Regions from separate parts of the Mus musculus genome. Here region 2 is linked to region 1. A link is a loop called in an ENCODE intact Hi-C map of the cell type or tissue named here. Cell type or tissue: heart. All regions are shown on one strand. Links, peaks and the distances in the headings refer to the core of each region. The heading gives the core; the rest is flanking DNA.

What was found. Hi-C counts contacts between places; a loop is a spot of excess contacts. Peaks named below come from ENCODE experiments on the same cell type or tissue, not always from the same donor. Only the 100,000 strongest peaks of a DNase experiment are listed, where the experiment ranks them.
Region 2: it touches region 1 in a loop (2.3-fold over the local background); 4 of 42 quality-filtered maps call a loop at or near these places.

The regions. Positions count from the first base shown.
Region 1 is chr9:98,493,400-98,503,503 of GRCm38, forward strand. Rbp2 (retinol binding protein 2, cellular) reads left to right here. Exons shown (of 4, transcript NM_009034.4): 2 at 5,317-5,495. Among named protein-coding and RNA genes, the nearest start is that of Rbp2, 7.9 kb to the left of the region's middle. In heart, for the core only: no CTCF peak of the experiment used is centred there; DNase peaks (open chromatin) are centred at 3,972 and 4,802; H3K27ac peaks cover 465 bases.
Region 2 is chr9:98,437,278-98,447,381 of GRCm38, forward strand. It overlaps Rbp1 (retinol binding protein 1, cellular), which reads left to right. Exons shown (of 4, transcript NM_011254.5): 3 at 7,313-7,414; 4 at 9,019-9,274. The coding sequence ends at 9,072. Among named protein-coding and RNA genes, the nearest start is that of Rbp1, 19 kb to the left of the region's middle. In heart, for the core only: a CTCF peak has its summit at 5,539 (motif pointing right); no DNase peak of the experiment used is centred there.

The DNA.
Region 1 (10,104 bases), core at 1,770-6,769:
CTTTGTCAATAGCCCAGTGGCTCACTCGATAATGCTCTCCTCTACACATGACTCAGGTACTGACCTCAGCAGAATGACATGTCACAGCAACCTTTGAGTTTACCTCAAATTAATAAAGTCATTAAGAGCTCAAGGGTGAGTGTCCAGGCTGGTTCAGTGGTGCTTCTTCTCCTGCCTTGGGCTCTCAAGTCTTTGCTAGATTATCTCTGATCCTGAAGAAATCAGCTTTTTCAAGGCCTATCACTCAAGGGCTCTGTCATGCCCTGAAGTCCTCCTTTGGACCAGAAAACAGAGGAGTGGAAGAGACTTCTTCAATTCCAAAGAAGAGCCAGGCAGAGCTATAAAAAGATCACCTGACAGAGACAGGAGCAGAGTCCATCAACTTTGCCAACTCACCTAGCTGCCACAATGAGACATCAGCACCTGCTTCTAGAAGCAGTGAATGTACCATCTGCAGTAGGACCCAAGTTGCTCTGCTCTTGAGGAGATCAGGCAGGTGCGGAGCATCAAGATTGTCTCATCCAAATGCTGTGACTTTGTAAAAAACTGATCGTGTCTGAAGTAGGTATAGCCATCTAAGTACAGTCATCTTCAGTTATGTCTCATTGATGTAGGGTTGAGTGGATCTCCTTGGTGGTTGTTGCTTAAGGGCTCTCATCCAGTACAAGGGGATAGTGGCTGGGGATGGAGCCTTCTTGAAGCCATTTCCACTCTAGCTAGGGGATACTGGCTGGTGACTGAGACCTTACTTAGCTGTGGCTAAGGACATCTACATGGTCTCCCCATGTGATATGGGGATTTTCACAGCATGTGGCTGTGCCCAAAGAGGGGAGGCAGTGGTGCATGGTCTTTGTGAGCCACTGTCAGAAACCACTAGGTGTTTCTTTCAGTGTGTTCTATTGGTCCAAGTGGTACATTCCCTTTCTCTATTCATAGGGCACTCCAGAGATCTCACTCCTCTGAGAGAAGAATATTAAAGCCACACTGTAAGACAGATAGGATAGGATAGGATAGGATAGGATAGAGCCAACTAGAAAAATACAGTCTGTCATAGATGGGACACCAGATAATCTTAGACCTTGGCCAATAAATGTCCAGAGTTACTAAATGGAAAGCAGAGCTAAAATATCCCCAGTAGAGGAGCAGTGAAGACTTTCCAAATCCTTCAGGATAGGGTATTAGAGAATGTAAAAGAATCCAAGCAGAGATAGAGTCGGGCCTGGCCATGTTCATGTGCAGAGTCATAGACATGAGATACCAAAAGGAGTTGTCTATTCAGAGCTGAAGGGGAAGGAGAAAAGAGAGTCTAAGAAACATGAGGATATTTAGCACAGTGTACCACGAGTGAACTTCATCTTCCAAAGACAGCGAACTGCCTCCAGGGCAGAAGTCTATGAGGTCACCACACTAACTCAGGCAGCCATTTATTGCCTCCAATGGCACGGAATTGGAAGGGTTGGTTGAATGGTCCTGGAAGTTGGGGAAACTGCCAAGAAGGATAGGCATGGGGATAGCAGAGCAGGGAGGGGAGAGTAGACATGGAGACTGGGTAGCAAAGACACGGGGAAGAGGCAGCCCTGAAAACAGATAACCATCTGGTAACCTCGTCAGTGGAGATGGTGACAGGGTTGCATCCTAAAAGTAGCTGGGCAGGATCCGATTTTGACGACCTTTTATTCTATACATTGTCCCTGTTTGGAAAATAAAATCTTATCTCAATTCCTGAAAGATGGTGAGGGCCACTTTTTTTTTCCATTTAAAGCAATACACACAGACTTAAAAAAAAAAAAAAAAAAACAATGTTTACTTCTAACAGCCTGGTAGGTTTCTAGTAAACTCAGCACCAGGAAAGGGGTATCCCCAGAGACAGAAATCAGACAGCCCCTGTTGAACGCTCTCAGCAGAAAATATTTCCTGAACATCTGCAAAGTGAGAAATCCCATTCTAGCTTTTGTTTTTGTTTTTTGGTTTTTTTCTTCCTGCTCTGTTACATTTGTGAGGCACCGGATAAAAAACCCAAAAGCTTTCGGTGGACTGTCAGTGGTAACCAGTGCACATGTTATCGTCATGTATTCACTATTTCTTTTTAACCAACTCAGGTTCCAACAATATATTGAGTACCTACAACACACTAGGAACTCTTCTGGTCACTGGTGATGGTGTGGCTAATAAGAGGATGGTCCCCTACCCTGGTAGAATTGATCTCCTGGCTGGTGGGAGGGAGACAGGGCTACTGAGAGAACACCAGACACTGTGGGGGACGACTTTAGGTGATGCAAGTGTTTTAAAGAAAAGAGAAAAGAATAATGTGTGAAGCATGACAAAAGTCAAGGGAGATGACTTAAAGAGTTGACAGTGCTTAAGGCCAGAGCTTGAAGCTGAGATGTGTCCCCAAAGCAAGGGACAGTAAGTGCAAATGATTTGTGTGGGTCCAAAAAAAGTAGACGACAAGAAGGCTGGGGTGTGGTAGTATTCAGACAGTTGGAAGATAAGAGGCTGAGGATGGAGAGATAGGCAGAGGTTAGACCAAGAATTCTGTTTTTCCTATTTTGGCTTCATATAATCACTACACATCCAAGCCTATCATAGATATGGACATGTAAAAACTGGAGCCTGGAGTTGGGCCTGAGGATTGAAGGGATGTTTTCCATTTGGTAAGATGAGGAATTGGAATTCCAGAGAACTAGGGGAATTTCCTAGGGACACGTGGGACTAGGAAATGGCAGGGGTCTTCTAACAACCGGCTAACCCTTTCTTACTGTTCTAAATAGGGTGAGGGTGCCAGGTGGGAGGGGCCTTCATTCTGAGCAGAGCTAGATGGGACAATGGGAATATCCAAAGTGGAGAGACAGCATCTTCAGAAACACCGTAAGAAGGTCACTCGGGATCAGAGTCTTAATTGCCCTACGTGATACCTGGTTGGACTTTCAAATGGGAAAGTACTGAGGCAGCAAAGGCCAGGTGACAATGATGTATGCTTCCCCCTCCTCTGGCCTCACTTTCATGGTCTGGATGGACATTTATATTCCTGACCTCTATCCCAGTCGAGGACACTGAACTAACGTTTCAGGGTGCAATCCCGGAATCACAAGCCTGATCGCAATAGCCAGGGAGGAGTGAAGGAAGAGACAGGCAGGGGCCAGTCTAATTCCCTTCTAAACGTGTCCTCTGGAGGAGGAAATGGTATGGAAAAAAAAAAAGAGAAAATTGCTCTTCCACCTGGCTTCCCCTTACTGCCTGGAAGTGTCGATGATTTGGGAATTAAGGAGTCCAGGTTCAAAGCCCATGGAGGCCGTGCTGGAGCAGCTCTCAGATTCCCTGTGATGGAACCCTGTGCATCTCTGCTCTTTAATTTACAAAAGTGCACCTGCCCTTTTAGCTTGCAACCTTAGCTTTCTTCGCAAGCACGTTACAAGGCATTTTAATGTCGAGTAGCGTGCTCGTATTTCAGGTTTATGGCTTGCATTGTTCAAAAGGCAGTTATGAAAAGTGTGCTTAATGAAGTCACTTCGCAGGCGTTGATTTGCTCTTCCGCAGCAGCAGCCATAAGCCATGTATATTATTCAGAAGTAGCTTGTCTCTGGACCCTTCCTCCTGAGCTAGAAATTCACTTCACCTGGCTATAAATCAGGCTTCGGAGGTACCTTTAATATAGAAAAGCAGATAAAACAAACCTGATAACGCTAGTGTTAAAATATCATATCCGGAAACAGTTTCCTCTGCAAAGTTCAAAGAGAAAGTACTTGTGTGTGTGTGTGCACACACACATTTGTGTTCTACAGCTACATTTAAACCCTTTTGATTAGAAATATCTAACAAGAAATCCACCAGCAGAGAATTTGGCTTCCTTCCCCAGGGTGGAGCAGAGGTGACATGATTAACTGGCTTGTGCAAACGCTAAAGGGTGGCCAAGAGGCCAAGTCATTTTTCAATCTGGAGGCGAAGCAGTGCTCACTTCCATTTGCATAGGGGCTCTAATAGCACTCTCCCAGCCCTTGTCAGGAAGATTGACTCCGCTGCTGTTTCCAGGACACACCCGTGCTCTCAGCAGCTGGCCGATTCTGCTGCCATCCCTTTCTAGGCAACTCGGGACAAGCAATAATTTTTTTGCTGCGATTCACTTTTCTAGGCAGCCCAGGACAAGCAGTAATTTTTCCTGGGGAGCCTTAGCTACAAATGACGAACAGGCTACATTTATAGGGACACTGTGATGTTGAGCCCCACCTTTTAAATTCTCTGGGCCAAGATTTCTAGTTCCACAGAGCAAATATAGATTTGCTCGCTAAAGAACAGTTTGTTCTCTACAATTTCCATTCTTCTGCAGTCATTTGCCTGGGGTACTCCCCTTTCTTTCATTTGGGTAACGGGCATCCTTTTCCTGCATCCTAATAATGGCTGCAGAAGCCCTGTGAGAACAATTGGGACTTCAGCATGGAGAGCTTGAGCAAACACCACTGACCAAGCAAACTAGAGGGAGGAAGATGACCCAGCCCGTAAATGTCCCACCAGACTGGATAAAGGGCCCAGTGGCAGGTACAGCTGTAGGATCTGGTAGCTGTAGGGATACATAAATATGCTCTGAAACTTTTTCTCTGGGCTAAGCTGATCTGGTCCCCGTGTAACCCAAACAGACAAAGACAACAAAGGAGCCTTGTGTGCAGTGAAGACCTGTAAGCACCTAGGTACCTTGTATAGCCTTTCCCATCAAGCTTGCTGGCTCCTTGCCACAATAACGATAGGAAATGAGCTTTTCCGTCCTTGTTTCCCACCCAGGGGAAAACTGAGGCTCTGAAAGGAAAGAAGCTTTGGCAAGGTCACATACCGGGGAAACTGGGACTGACCCGCCCCCTTTGTGCCGGGGTTTCTAAACTGTAGCATACACAGAGTGAATGGGAAGGATGTACACTTCTAATGGGTTTCCTTGTTTCACTGCTGTTCCTGCTGCTGCTGCTGCTGCTGCTGCTGATGATGATGATGATGATGATGATGGTGGTGGTCAGGGTCCTGGTTTTAGCAATTACTGTCCCAGACCACGCACCTCCATTAACAAATCCATATTATTTGAGCATGCACTATGAGCATAGACCTAAGGCTGGTTCTGGTGGGGAACACACGGAGCAAAACTGGGCAGGGGTCAGAATAATCAAGCCCATGATAGAGCGGTGTGTAAGACAACTAACTCTTGCTTCTCGAATATGTAAAGAAAGGTGGCGTGTCCTCCATCTGTGTATCCAGTCCTGAGCGCTTTGCCTTGTTAAAGAAATGAATGAGTCTGGCTGCACACATCATAACCTTCCCTACTCCCTCTGCCAACAGATATTGATTTTGCCACCCGCAAGATCGCAGTGCGTCTGACTCAGACGAAGATCATCACTCAAGACGGTGATAACTTCAAGACGAAAACCAACAGCACGTTCCGCAACTACGACCTGGATTTCACCGTCGGGGTGGAGTTTGACGAACACACAAAGGGCCTGGACGGCCGACATGTCAAGGTACTTCTGGTTGGGTGGCTTTTTCACTGAGGTTGAATTTCTGGCAGCGCAACACACCCGGGAAGGCTCAGCAGGTCAGAATGGACTTAGTGAGGTTGGTGAAGAGTAATTAATGAAAGGCAGAGTAGGGAGAGGCAGGGAAGGGAGGGAGCAGGGGCCTCAGATCATGTGAGAAATTAAGATTACAAGGCTGAGCAAGCAGCTGAAAGAGAGCAAGTTAGGATGTCCTGGGAATGGATAACTGCAGAGCTCAGCCAAGCAGTTTGCCTGGGTGTAAAGAGGCAGCCATGTTGAGACAGCTCTGCCCAAGAAAAGATTAGGCCCCCTGGTACCTGATGGGTTGTTTGGTTTGGGGTTTTTGTTTGTTCGATTGATTGTTTGATTTTTGTTTTGTTTTGTTTGTTGTTTTTTGTTTTTTGAGTTGGGGCTTTTTTGGTTTGGGTTTTGGTTTTTTGTTTTAGGTTTTGTTGTTGCTGTTTGTGTGTTTGATTTTTTTTGAGTTGTTTTTTTGTTTGTTTGTTTTTGACTTTTGTTTGTTTTTTTAAGAAGTCCCTGAGCATTCAGGTGTTTTGACATGTAACACTCACTTCTGGATGATCCAATTGGCCAAATCTCTTTTCAGGAAATTGTGATGCAGATGAAATAAAGAGAAAACTCAGTAGACCCATTAAAGTCAGAACTCCAGTCTCTGTGGCCTGTTGTGGCTTCTGTCCTAGCAGAGGCTTAACTCCTGGGCCATCACCTAGGAAGCCCTGCAGGGGTCACAGGCCATACTTCCAGTATTGGAATTGCAGTAACCCTCCCTTAACCACACTCTTGCTTTCCATAGTTTCCATTAGCCATGCAGCCCAAAAGCAGAAAATGGGGAATTCCAGAAATAAACAACCCCAAGGTTTAAAGTGTGCGTCATAAATAGCATGATGCAGTCTCCCTTGTCTGCTCCATCCTGTCCAAGACGTTAGTCATTTCTTCCTCCAGCCCATCCACCCTGTGTACATTACCCACCCACCAGTCACTTGCTTGCCACGTTAGTTCCAAAAAATACATAGGGTTCAATTCTACCCGAGACTACACTGAGGCTCTTGGAACACGCATGTTATTGATGAGAGAGGGCTACTGTATTTGCACTGGTCAACCCTGAAAGCACTCAAAAAACAACTCTCACCAGAAGGTGAAGGGTTACCTTCGAGCCTGAGACCTTGACTCTAAGAAAAGGTAGGCGGCCTTTACCCACAGCAGCTGTTTGTGAATAAAGCAGAGGCTGCTACGCTTTAAGCAAATGTGGGGTAAGAAACGTACAGGCAGCAGTAGCTCCTCTATGTTGCTGTGTGATGCCCAGTGGCCCGCTCCTCGCACTTCTTGCGTGTTCCAGTGTTTGGTTGTCCAAATCAAACTACACCTGGTCAGGGTTCTCCAAACAGGAAGAAGGGAGACTTAATCTCAGTCCTATTTAAATACTGCCCTTCCTCAGCCTTAGCATCAAAGCTCTGGGGCTTATACAGAAAGCATGGAAGGGCTCCTGGTTTGCCACATATTACAGTGGCCACTGACTGCACTGCTCTCGCCCATGTAGTATATACAAGGCTGGATATTCACAGTACTCTCTGTACCGACTTGGCTACAGGGCTCCTAAACAGGGAAGAATGGAGCTGAATACATTGTCTCTGGCAAATGAGCCCTCGTCTCCAGCAAAGGGCTAGGGACGACACAGTGATACAGGCTCTGCCACCCGTCTCTGCTCATTCACCAGAGCTGCCTCTTCCCAGGGGAAGCCACTAATTTGTTCTTCTAGGAGCTCTTCCCAAGTCCCACATCTCTCCCAAAGCGAGGGACTCTGTTCTGGTTCCTCTCCTGGGCTGGAAGTATTAGCGATTGGCTAGCTGAAGTCTTTTCCCTCTACCAAGAAAGAGACTATAGAGAGTAAATGAGAAACTCTTCAAATGCTCTTCTCTGGCCACTTTTACTTCCCTTAGTGTTTGGCTATAGCAAGTGCCAGCTGTAAGCAGGAGGGACCCTTATTAAGTGGTTCCCTTTAATGCCATTGACCCTGTGCCAGTCTCAGGAACAGGCACCCTTAGCTAACAGGTGTTAGAGTGACCCTGTAGGTTAGAAATCCAGATTTCTTAACCCTTAACTCTGACCATTGTTCTAACAATGTGAGATTTTTGGCTCTAAAGACTTGATAGATTTAAAATTAGTTTTTAAAAGAAAGAGTAAGTCCCCGAAGGTCCCACTTTAGGTCCCTTGCTGTGGGGCTCTGGGGGTGATGGGACCATAAGCCTTTCCTAAACTGTGTCCAGAAAGCTAATTCATCAGACTCCAGAACTATATGGGAAAATCTGCCTCCGAAGGTTTGCATCTCGCCACTGTGCCAGGCTAATCAGTTCTTGATTTGTTTCCCTTCTCCTTGCGATGTGAGGCGAGGCTTCTTGAAAGCTAACACTCTCCTCTCCGACAAGAGAATTCCCTCTTCCTGAAGCAAGTCATGTCTGTCCTTCTGGCCTTTCCTGATCCTTAAAAATACTTGTCAACAGCCCACCCCTCCCCCCACCGTTCTCATTCTCCCTCCTAAGATCATCATTTAACATCACTGCAGGGAACAATGATCCTTTCACCCATACCTTGTCTCCTCTTTGCCTGTAACAGAAAGCCAGGGATAGCAATCTCTTTCTCTCCATCTCCATCTCTGTCTCTGTCTTTCACACACACACACACACACACACACACACACACACACACACAACTGGTAGGATGAGATATATTTGACTAGAGACTGAACAAAGGTCTAATCCCATGAGAATTACAGCTCAGAGCAGGTGCCCTTGGGATCATCTACTGCCTCTAACAGGAATAGAACCCTTTAACTCTGAGGAGCACATGAGCCCCACCCCTCCTCACGAGCTGCGTGTGTACACACGTGTATGCTCAGATTGTCAGGGGCATACGCTTTGTGTGCAGCACACTCTCATTCCCTAGGGCTCCACTTCTCAACTCGGATCATTCTCAGAACCTTCAAGAAAAGTTGACATTCATCAGGGGAAGGTGTGGTTGCCGTAAGAGCCCCAAAGGGCCCGGTTCTGCACCAGCCCAGAGCAGGATTATAAAAACACATCAGAGATGAAGCTGACTCCGAGGGCTCAGAGATCCCCCTTTCCCTTCGGATCACCACATGTTATCCCCACTTCTTACCCCGACTTGTTTCTAAGAGAGTTTAAAGCCCCTTATCAAAAACACAAAAGCAGGGATGGAGGTGTGTCGCGCTGGTGTAACACTTGCTTAGCGTGCACAATGTTGGAGGCTCAATTTTCAGAGCTTAAAAATACACATATATTTGCATGTAAGACATAGAGAAGTCACGGAAGGGCTTCAGAGATGCCCCGTCCGCCAAGTTCTTGCTGCACAAGCCCGAGTCCTCGAGTTTGCATCCCAAGAAACCACACAGAAAGTCGGGCGCACCGGCACACATCTAATTCCCGTGCTGGGGAGGGAGAAACCAAAGGATCTCCAAGGCTTGCTGTCCCCAACAGTGCAGGCAAATCTCTGAGCTCCAGGCCTAGTATGCTGGAGAGCAATCGAGAAAGGCATTAAACATTTATCTCTAACACATACACATACCCACATACCCACACTCATATGTACTGGCACACACACGCACATACACTAACATGTATGTGTATGCACCAGTAAATGAGAAATAATTGATTACCCATATGATGAAATGTAGACTGTATAACCATAACCATCAGAAGGAATGAAGTGCTGATTCCTAGCACAGTATGAATAAGCCTGGAAACATGCTAAGCATCAGAAGTGACACACAAAAGACCATGTATTATATGAAGACCCATGACAGGCAAATTCATAAGGGTTAGAGGACAGAAGAAGCAGTATTGAATGCTAGTAGATGCAAGGTGAGGAAATGTTCTGGATACATTAGTGAAGATGATCACACAACCTTGTGGATATACAAAGAAAACTAAAGTGCCACTCTCCAAACTCTGTAGAATTGTGGACTTCAGCAGAATGAATTTTATGGTCAATACACACACACACACACACACACACACACACACACACACGTGTGTATATATATAAAAAATCTTTTAAAAGTGATTGGAATTGGAGTGACCAGTGGGGAGTGGGGAAAGCAGGCCAGGGCAAATAGCACCAAGTAACTTTGGAGGCTCCTCCTATGGAGGGCAGCCCAAGATGGCTGGAGAAAAAACACTGCCTTAGGAACATTGCAAGTAGGAGTATCTCTGCAGGTCAATAGATCCCGTTCGTGTCTAAAACTTAGGGGAAGTGATTTAGATTTATAGAAAAGTTGCAAAAGAACAAATAATAGCTTTACACTCTCCTAAGTGTCACCTGGTGTGGGTACAGGAGAGATGGTTCAGCAGTTAAGAACCTTAACTCCTCCTGCAGGGGACTCAGGTTCAGTTCTCGGCACCTATATCAGGGAGCTTGCAACCATCTGTAACTCCTCTTCAAGGAATCTGATGTCCTCTGTCCCCATAGGCTTGGTACATGTCAACTCATGTAAACACATACACATGATAATAATTTTTTAAAAAGAGTTGCTTATTATTAATGTTTGTCCCTTGTGCTT
Region 2 (10,104 bases), core at 3,144-8,143, 55 kb before region 1:
CTCTCTCTCCCTCTCTTTCTCTCTCTCTCTCTCTCTCTCTCTTCCCTTCCTCCCTCCCTCCCTCCTTCCTCCTCCTTCTCCTTCTCCTTCTTCTTCTTCTTTTTCTTCTTCTCCTCATTCTCTTCTTCCTCTTCCTCCTCCTCCTCCCCTCCCCTCCCCCTCCTCCTCTTCTTCCTCCTCCTTTCCTCTGTGTAGCCCTGACTGTCTTCAATTTATAGACCAGGCTGACCTCGAACTCAGAGATCTGCCTGCCTCTGCCTCCCCAGTGCTGGGATTAAAGGCATGCATCACCCATGCCCACTTCTTTCCTTCTCAGAACCCTGTGGCTCTTTCTCACATCCATTCCAGTTGTACTTGGCCATACCTCCTCCGGGCTGTCCCTGCCTCAGGCTGATGAGCAACCACCTCCTTTCAGACCTGCAGCACGTCGACTACCCAGGACCTACCATCCTTCAGCAAGTTTCTCTCTTCTTGTCTTTCCTTTACCTCAACTTTCTCTCAAGTAGCCGGAATGCAGGAGGTTGCAAGGGGGGCTGGACCATGGCTGCTGAATGCCGTTTCCTGCAGAGCCAGGCTACATGTCCTCCTCATGTAAGGCTCAGCTGAACCCAGGAGATGCTGAGCACAGTCGCTGACAGCTCCACAGCTGGGTGACCTCAGTCCTCAGACTACACGGGGTCTGGAGGAGTCAAGGTGAGGGTGCTTCATAACCTGCTCTGCACCCTGCTGAGTATCCGTACTGGTCACCATGGTGACTGTGGTGGTGGTGATCATGATATGATGCTGTCACTTCAACCAGGAAGCCTTCCAGGTGCCTGGACAGGGTTGGGTGACACAGACCTCTAACATTCTCCAGCCCAGCCTCTCACCTGCTCCTCAGAACTTCAGTCTCAGTGGTAGCCCTAGCACTGTAATGGTCTAACCTGAGTCAAGGCCCTTTCTAAAAATGATTGGGGGGGGAGGGAAACTAATGTGCCAAGATTATGGGGGGGCGGGGAGGAACTAATGTGCCAAGATTATTAATCAGAACATATTTCATTTTGTTTATCCTAAGACTTGTGTTACCATTAGCTGTTAACATCTTCATGGTAGAAATGAATGTCTTCATTGAATTCTCTTGTGCCCTCAGAGGTCTTGTTATGACAACATGTATTCATAGTGGCTGTTTTTAGTGGTCTTTGTGTCTCTAGTTACTCATTAACATTTTAAAGCCTTATTAATTTGGTTTTCATCTGTGCTCACAGTGAGTTGGCTTTCTCTCCTAAATGTGCTCATTTGGGGTAATTTTAAGGAATTCCCTTAGGAGAGGACTAGACAAAGAGAAGCCACTGCCTACCCATTGCGCTTCCCAGTGGGGCAGAACTGAGTGCCGTCAGCCCCACCTGCAGCAGGCTGAATATTACAGAAACTTAGGAATCTTTTGCCTCTCTAACCCTTGCGGATTAATGAAACATTGTTGCAAGCTCTCAGGACTGGGTCTCACGTGTTAGGACTTATGGCTTTCCTACCCCTCCGCCCAACAGCTTGTTTAATACAAGCACCAAAGGCTGTCTTAACAGGAACGGGAAGACCCTCCGAGAGAAAATCATGTGTTAAAACCACACTGCAGGAGGCAAGGCAGATCTGTATCTTTTAACAACTCACAGGCTGTACACAAGAAGTACCAACTCACTGTCTGGGCTCTGATTTTTATCCCCAAATCTAAAGAGTGTGGGTGTTGGGGTCAGAGCTGGGTCAGACTGGACTCCGGAGCTTGTAGACAAGACTCCCCATAGGAAAGGCATCTCCTCTTATGACCTGCCTCTGAACCCACAGAGATAAGACTGACCCAGAGGCGGGTACAGCAAGGGAGACCCTGGCAGTTCTTTGTGGACAAGCATGGAGGCATCCCTGTCCTTAGAGTGAGTGAGTGGCAGATTGTGGGAACTTTAATAAATGTCACATGTTTTCTGAGAGCCACATTGAGTCTCAGCATTTATAGGTCATGTGGGGTCACTGACTGTCACAACCAATACTGGTCACCTGAAAGGGACAAAGGAACATCAAGACATCCCCGGGACAGGGTCACCCCAGCTTGCTGACTGCAGTGCCAGCTAGGATTTCTGAATGGCTGGGAAGTAGATAATGGCTTTTGAAGTGACAGTCCCTTGTCAGAATAGTATAAAATTGTCTTCGCTCATCTCTTGGCACATGGTTCAGAAACTGCTGACACAGCCAAAGAGGTGTGGATTATTGTTCATTTTTAATAAAAAACTTAGGCTGGCTTTGGGTATAAGCAGCTGCCCTGGCTCCAGCCCCTTTGTACCTTCCTGTGGTGTTGAAATAAGTACTATTGAGAAGCTAAATTACAATGTGACTGTCCACTGCCTTGTCCTTGTATCTGGTCTTCATAGCTAAGGTGGGATTCTGAGTCTAGGGTAGCAGTTTTACACACACACACACACACACAGAGAGAGAGAGAGAGAGAGAGGGAGAGAGAGAGAGAGAGAGAGACCAGCCTCCCCTCTCTTTGAAACTTGAAAAGTATCAGGAATGTCTTCCTGATTGAAGTCCCCCACCCCCAAATGCAGATTAATTGGGTGAATCTAGGAAAGTGAATCAAACAGCCAAGACCCCTTCGAATCAGGCTTTGAAAGATGGCTGGCTACTGACCTCAGAGGAAGGCCAAAGTGGTGTTTTTGGATCCTAGAGTAGGTTGTAAGAAAAATTTACATTTTTGTGTCATTAAAAAAAGGAATTACCATCGGGCATGGCACATACCTTTAATCTCAGCACTTGGGACACAGAGGCAGTTGGATCTCTGAGTTTGAGGCCAGCCTGGTCTACCTATTGAGTTCCAAGTTAGCCAAAGCTGCCTTCCATTTCATTCCGAGTGATTGCCCTTCTCCCCGCAGCTCCTCACACCCCTTTCCTGCTGCTATAGAACACCAGACTTTGAGTCACTGAGACAAATACCACCTAGGCCAGACTGACCTTAAACCTATAGTGAGTCTCTTGCCTCAACCTCTCACGTGGTGGAACCAAAACCTATCTTCCTACTTCCAAAGACTTTAGCAGGTGTCTACCAAGTGCCCTGCCATGGGAAACAGGAGTGCCCTTGTGATTCTGATAAAGTCACATAACCTTTCTAACCTCAGATGCCCTACCATGTCCAGTATAGTCGAGAGCAATCTGTGCTCTAAGGTACCTAGGATAAGAATCAAGAGGAACTTGGTTGAGGCCAGGAAAGGGCTTGGACACTGACAGGACCAACTGAGGGATCTCTTCCCTGTGTATAGGGTTCTCAGAAAGACTTCTGTATATTAGGCATATATCTGCTCCTGGACCTCCTACCACAGTGATGGATATTCTGCCTACCACCAGACAGCCCCCTGAGCTAAGGCATTACTATTGCTTATATCTGGATATGCCATGGGATTTAGAAAGAATGACCACAGCCTTGGGGGCAGAAGCCCACCTTACCTAGTGAATATACCAGTCACGGCCATTCTCTGACAGTAGTCCTACAGGGTAAACGGGTGAGTCTGGTGATCCAGTTGGCATGGTTGTCAAAAGCTTTAGCAATTTGCACACAACTCCACCAGACAGATCCTCCTCAGAACATGTGTTCTGAGGAAATAATGTGCTGAAAGCTTTGTATATGAGGAAGTCTTATTTATACTGTTTCAAATTATAAAATACCCAAATGTCCCAGAGTAGGTAACCAGCTGAATAATGGAGTGTGTGTTCAGTAAAACACCACCAGGGCCCTGAGGGGCTCCTCACTTGTCTGGATGCTCTGCTGGTGCTGTCTTTAAATCATTACTATTTTTGAATAAGAGTCCCTCATTTTCATTTTCCTCTGGCTCTTGCAAATGACGTGGCCATTTTCTCCATAGTGCATAACAGTGAAAAGCATGCTTATGGCTACTATTTGTGGACGTGGAAATCACCTCTAATAAATAAAGAAATGAGGACATAAAGGCATACATGACGGCAATCCTAATCTTCTAAAAGCAGAAATATATGGATATGTTGATAGACGACTGGATAGAAGTACTCCAAAATTTTAGGCAGTTATTTCTGAGGAAGGGAAGTTACATAGACTCATTTGCATTTCTTCTTTTAAGTACAGAAGGTATGAATCTGCCAGCTTTAATGGAAGAAAAGACAATGCCCTGTAGATCCTAGCTGAGACCCAGCCAGTCTGTTCATGCTTCAATGGGGTCTGGAGCCCTTCACCTGCAGAGTGCACAGGAAACTACCTGTTCTTAGGAACTGTTTGAAGCTGAGAACTCATTTCTCCATCCCTCTCCCCATCCCAAGCCAGGCATGGATGACACCCTGTGCACTGCTTTTTGCCACATTTGGGACATAACAGCCTTTGCCCACCGCAGTCTCGTCAGTCACAGACTGTACTGTATTCTGACCTGACTTACATTGGACTTTCTCAGGCTTGAGGCTACACATGTGCCCCAAGTGCGTCTCTGAATCAAGGAGAGGAGCCACGAGGCTTCTTGTGCCCCACATTCACTGTGAACTGCCTCCAGGAGTGAGATCAGTGTGCATACTGGTGCACCCCTGGCTATGCCTGCCTCACTTCTGTCTGTCTGTGTGTCTGCTCGTGTCATTTGTGAAGGTGCACATGCGCTATGCCACACACATGGAGGTCAGAGAGCAACCTCGGTGGTAGTCCTCACCTTCCATTTTGTTTTAGCCATGGTCTCTCTTGTTTCATGGCTGCTTATGCTAGGTTACTGAGACCACTGGTTTCAGACAGTTCTATCCACCTCCTGCCTGCCTCTAGAGTCACACTGGGATTGCAGACATGTGTACTACTGCATGTGGCTTTTAAATATTAGTTCTGAGGATCCAGGCTTAGCTAGTGGGGCAGGTGCTCTGCCTTCTAAAATGTCAACCCAGTTTGCTCTCTCTCTACCTCTACCTCTCTCTCCCCTCTCCTCCTCCTCCTCCTTCTTCTTTCTCTCTCTCTCTCTCTCTCTCTCTCTCTCTCCCCCCCTTTCTTTCCCTTTCCCTCTCTCCCTCTTTCCCTCGTGTGTGTGTATGTGTGTGTGTGTGTGTGTGTGTGTGTGTGTGTGTGTGTGTGTGTACACACTCATCTACATGTACAGTTGCATGTATGCATGTGTGTGGAAGCCAGAGGCCAGGCTTAGGAATTCTCTCCCCCACCCCTCTCTCCTTTCTTTCTCTCTCTTTCCTTTCTTTCTTCCCCCTCCATTCCTTCTTTCATTCTTTCCTCTCTTCTTTCTTTCTTTCCTCCTCCTTTCCCTCCTCCTCCCCCTCCTCTTCCTCTTCCTCTTCCTCTTCTTTCCCTTTCTTTTTTCTATTCGGTTTCCCATTAGCCTATGGTTCACAGAGTAGGCTGGGCTCCCAAAGATCTTCTAATATCTAATATCTCCCTAGCCCTGGTATCGTAACAGAGGTCAGCACTGGCCTTTTTACATGACTTTTGGAGCTCTAATTCACACTGTTGTACTTTGGAAAAGGACCCATCTCCCCGGCATCTCCTGAATGTCTCACTGCAGGCTCATCTCAACAGCAGAGGGCAGTAGTGATCAGCAAGCGCAAAGATGGGGCTTGGAGGGCATCAAGGAGAAAGGAGCCAGTGGGCCTCCAGTGGAGTCCTCACTTTGCACTCCTTGCCAGCGTTTTCCTCCCTCACATCTGCATTATGCTCTTACTGACTGTCCTGATGCTGAGCTGAACGTGACAGACAATGCAGGAAGCTCAGAACCTGAGCTATCTAAAGCCAAGGCCCCAGAGTCGGCTCCCTCATGCCAGGTGGGAATGTGGGGATCCTGGGAATGTTAAAGTCACTGAGAACCACACAGTGAGCAAGATTGAACAGAGTCCTTCCCGCTGAAAGGTGGGTGGCAGGGCTCATGAGGACTTTCCCTTATGGCAAGGATGTATATCCAAAAGGATGTGGGCATGGTACGTAGGAGATGTCCTGGCCATATCTGTCACCCAGCTCAGGTTCTGTTGACTCAGGCACTTATTTAATGGTCATGCTAAGGAGACAAGATTGAGCTCCCATTTTTTGATCCCCCCTCCCCCCGTGTTCCTGGGTGGGTCTTGGCTGCTCAAAGAAACAGAAACCCCTCAGGGATGCCTGTCTTCTCTCTCAGCATCTGGAAGGACACGCCATGCTCTATGAGGATGTGGAGGCTCAAGGGTGGGATGTGAGGTTCCATCAGATCGAGTCCAGCCTGTGGGCTGGTCTCAGGCAGGACAGGAGGACTCTACCCATAGTTCAAGTCCTGAGCATTTGTACTTAGAGTCCCCCATCTCTGCCATTGTCTCCTGACAAAGCACCAGGAACCTTTCCCCTATGGGTCCAGCCTTCCTCTCTGGAGCCCACCCCAGTGTCTCTTCCTCCCTGGACTCCCCTTCCTTAACTTACTGCTGACCTCCCAAAGCCCCTGGTCTGAAACCCCAGCAACATAAAGCTGTATAGCACATCAGAAGAGGGGGCTTCCGAGCACTACTGACCTATGTCCACACCACTCAGATGAGCAGAGCAAGTCTCTTAACCTGGGACATGTACAGGAGATTCCAGGCCATACAGCAGGATATAACAGTGGAAACTGAGACTTGGCTTAGAGAAGACAGGAGGCTGTCGACCAACATCTTGTTGACATCTGAGCTCCTTCTCCCTAGGAGATGGAGGCTCTCTGAGGACATGGGTGGGGTTTTGTAGATATTAGAAGACCTAGCAGAGCTGGTGAGATGGCTCAGTGGGTAAGAGCACCCGACTGCTCTTCCGAAGGTCTAAAGTTCAAATCCCAGCAACCACATGGTGGCTCACAACCACCCGTAATGAGATCTGATGCCCTCTTCTGGTGTATCTGAAGACAACTACAGTGTACTTTCATATAATAAATAAATAAATCTTTAAAAAAAAAAAAGAAGACCTAGCAGAAGTTGAAATAATAATGATTGAGTAGATGAACTGTCTAGGATAGGCAGGGTTCTCCTCACAGAGATGAGGGGACGAGGCCCTGACTGGCATATCTCAGAAATCCCTCCTCCCTGTTTCCCATTCACAACCCTGCCTCAATGACGTTCTCCCTGTCCTAATTGCCCTTTTAAGTGGAATTTATGAAGGTTTTCATAAATTTAAAACTGATCTGCACACTTTAATAAAAGCATGTGGCGGGCAGGGAGTATTAGGATGTGAGTTTTCTGCACTAGAATTGCCGTAAGCGCATCTTGAATTATTGAGGTCAGGAGCCTCTCTCTCCTTCAGTCCTCTTGAGTGTGGGTGTGGGTGCTTCCCCAGGACTGACTACTGTGTTTCTTGCTTTGGCAGACCACTGTGAGCTGGGATGGTGACAAACTCCAGTGTGTGCAGAAGGGAGAGAAGGAGGGACGTGGCTGGACGCAGTGGATCGAGGGTGATGAACTTCACCTGGTAGGTTCCACGGTGGGGACCCAGGCTGTGTCCCCAGCAGTCCTCATGCCCTGAGGGAGTGAATGGACAATGGAAAAGAGCACTGGGTAGGCATTGGTTCTATTCTAAAGTATCTCTTCTGCAGAAGATGCCTGAATGACTTGGAAACCATACAATGTGTTTCCAAGGTCTAGGCTGACTCAAGGTCCAGCCAGGGGGAGCAGGCGGAGAGGCAGGTGGTAGTATGAGCAGCTGTCAAGGTCCTTGTGTTCTCTGGAACAGAAAATCAGCTTCCTGTTTTGATGGTGAAGACGTGGAACTCTGAGGGGCTCGCTGGCAAGTCCTATTGCACTTCCACAAAGCACTTCCAAATAACATATATGTATCCTGTGCACAATGGGACCAGAGCCAAGCAGAAATTCACCGGGAGTGTGTGATCTCGCCTTAGGCTGGGGGCCAGGAAAGGCTTTCTTCAGTCAGTCCTCCTCTCTACCCTCAGCCTCAGGGCAAAGCCACTTCTACTCTGCCTTCTGCCTGGGCAAGATGGCTGGGCTCCGTGAGAGCTACCAGGACCCATGTCCTCTGAGGTGGAAGTCTCTATCCTTCCTCCTTCCTGGAACTCCCCAACTACCCTCCCTGCAGAAAGAGCCTCGCTCTCAAGGTTCAGATGACCTTGAGCTAAATCCTGGGCCACTCACTGGGTGCCTTGGGTAGGACCCAGCTATCACATCTTCATCTCAGAATGCCCTACCACTGCCCCTGAGCTCCACAGCTGCAGCTGTGGAGGAGGAGAGGAGAACTGGAACGAGAGGAGCAGGCCAGCTGCATGGGGCCCCGGGCCATGGGGTTCACCCGCCAACTCCCTGGGTCTCTGTTTGCTTAGCTGCAAACAGGGTGGACATGATCTCAGTGTCCCCTCACCTTTTAGCCCCGTGGCTCTGTGCCAGAGGCTGCAAATCAGGGTGCAGAAGGTTCTCTGGGGTTTCACTTGATCCTCGAAGAGCTTCAAGATTCTTCTGTCACCATTTCAGGTTTAGTAATGGTCACACAAATATCCAGCTTCGCTTCCCAACAACTTGGAAGGCAGAGTTTGATTGCCACTGCCCCCAACCCCTGCCATAGTCAACAGGAGCTGCTTCTATGGGCTGACCTTGGGCTGTCTTGGTTGCTCTTAGAACGACTGGGAAGGCCTGGGTCCACCCACTGAGATAAGGTAGTTCCAGGGAACTTCAGTGGGCAGTCTGGGCTTAAATTCTTGAACTACTCTGAGGCAAAGTAGTGAACCACGCCTCCGGGCTCAGTTCTTTTGAGCCTGGGCACAGACTGTTCCAGGCCTAAAGGATTCCTGAAGCCCTTTAGCTTTTTAAGGGAATAAAAACAAGGGAGCCATCAAGAGTTCCTATTGGTCAACTTAGAGCCACTCCTTCTCTCACCCAACTCCTGCTACAGGATCAGAGAGCCTCATTTCTGTGGATCCCATTCTATCAACTTCCTAAAGACGTAGTGAAGCTCATACAGTACAATAGTAGCCACTGAATATGTTCCAAGTCCCTGTCCCAAGATTCTCAAGTGTAATGTTGCTTCAATGAATTCTAAGCTAATAACCAGTGTCTTTATTATTCCAGGAAATGAGAGCTGAGGGTGTGATCTGCAAGCAAGTGTTTAAGAAAGTACACTGAGCAGCCCGAACAGCCCGAGGAGATAACCTTGGTCTTCAGGAACAAGTGGGATGGGCCTGTGGTCAGGAGCCCCCTCTGCCTAACATGGGGACCGAAACGCATACCCACCCCAGGCTTCTGCCAGCGAAGTCTCTCTCTTTGCCTGGTCTCTTTTCCTTTTCTTAAAATGAAGCGACCCCAATAAAAGTGATCTCTGTTTAAAGACATGTGTTTTGGAGGAATTTCACATCTACCTTCACTTGTTTTTTTTTTCCTCCGAAGCCTCTGAGGCCAGTTTTTCCCAACACCTCTCTTGGGTAGAAGGAGAAGCTGTGCAAAGCCACAGATTACACCCTAAAGGCACAACTATGTATCTTCCTTCCCCTAGAGGCAGCTTGGCACTGCAGTGTGCATGATTTGGTATCTATCAGCTGGGTGTTAAATACTTTCTTTCCACATCACTCATCCAACCCAAGCCACAGTGTAGTGATGCTATGGAAGCAGGAGTCGCCATCAACCAAGGCACAGAAAGCCTAACGGGTGCTGGCCAGCAGAATCTGGCTTCAAAGTGCACGGTGCACCCAAGAGATATTCCAGTGTTATCTATGAATAGAAAGAAAATGGACAGGGCTGGAGAGATGGCTCAGCGGTTAAGAGCACTGACTGCTCTTCCAAAGGTCCTGAATTCAAATCCCAGCAACCACATGGTGGCTCACTACTATCCCTAATGAGATCTGATGCTCTCTTCTGGGATGTCTGAAGACAGCTACAGTGTACTTACATATAACAACAAATAAATCTTTGATCTGGGGCAAGTGGGGTCGGAGGGATGGCTCACAACCATCTGTACAGCTACAGTGTCCTCATATACATAAAATAAATATTTTTTAAAAGAAAGGAAATGGACAGGATTTTCATCCAAAGCTAGAATGGGGCAAAGTTACTGATTGGATTTGACTTCACCTACCCACTGGGGGCTGATGCCAAGCCATTCTCACCGTGCTAAATGAGCCATAACTTGGTAAATCTCTCTAGGAAAGGGAGAGCAGCCTC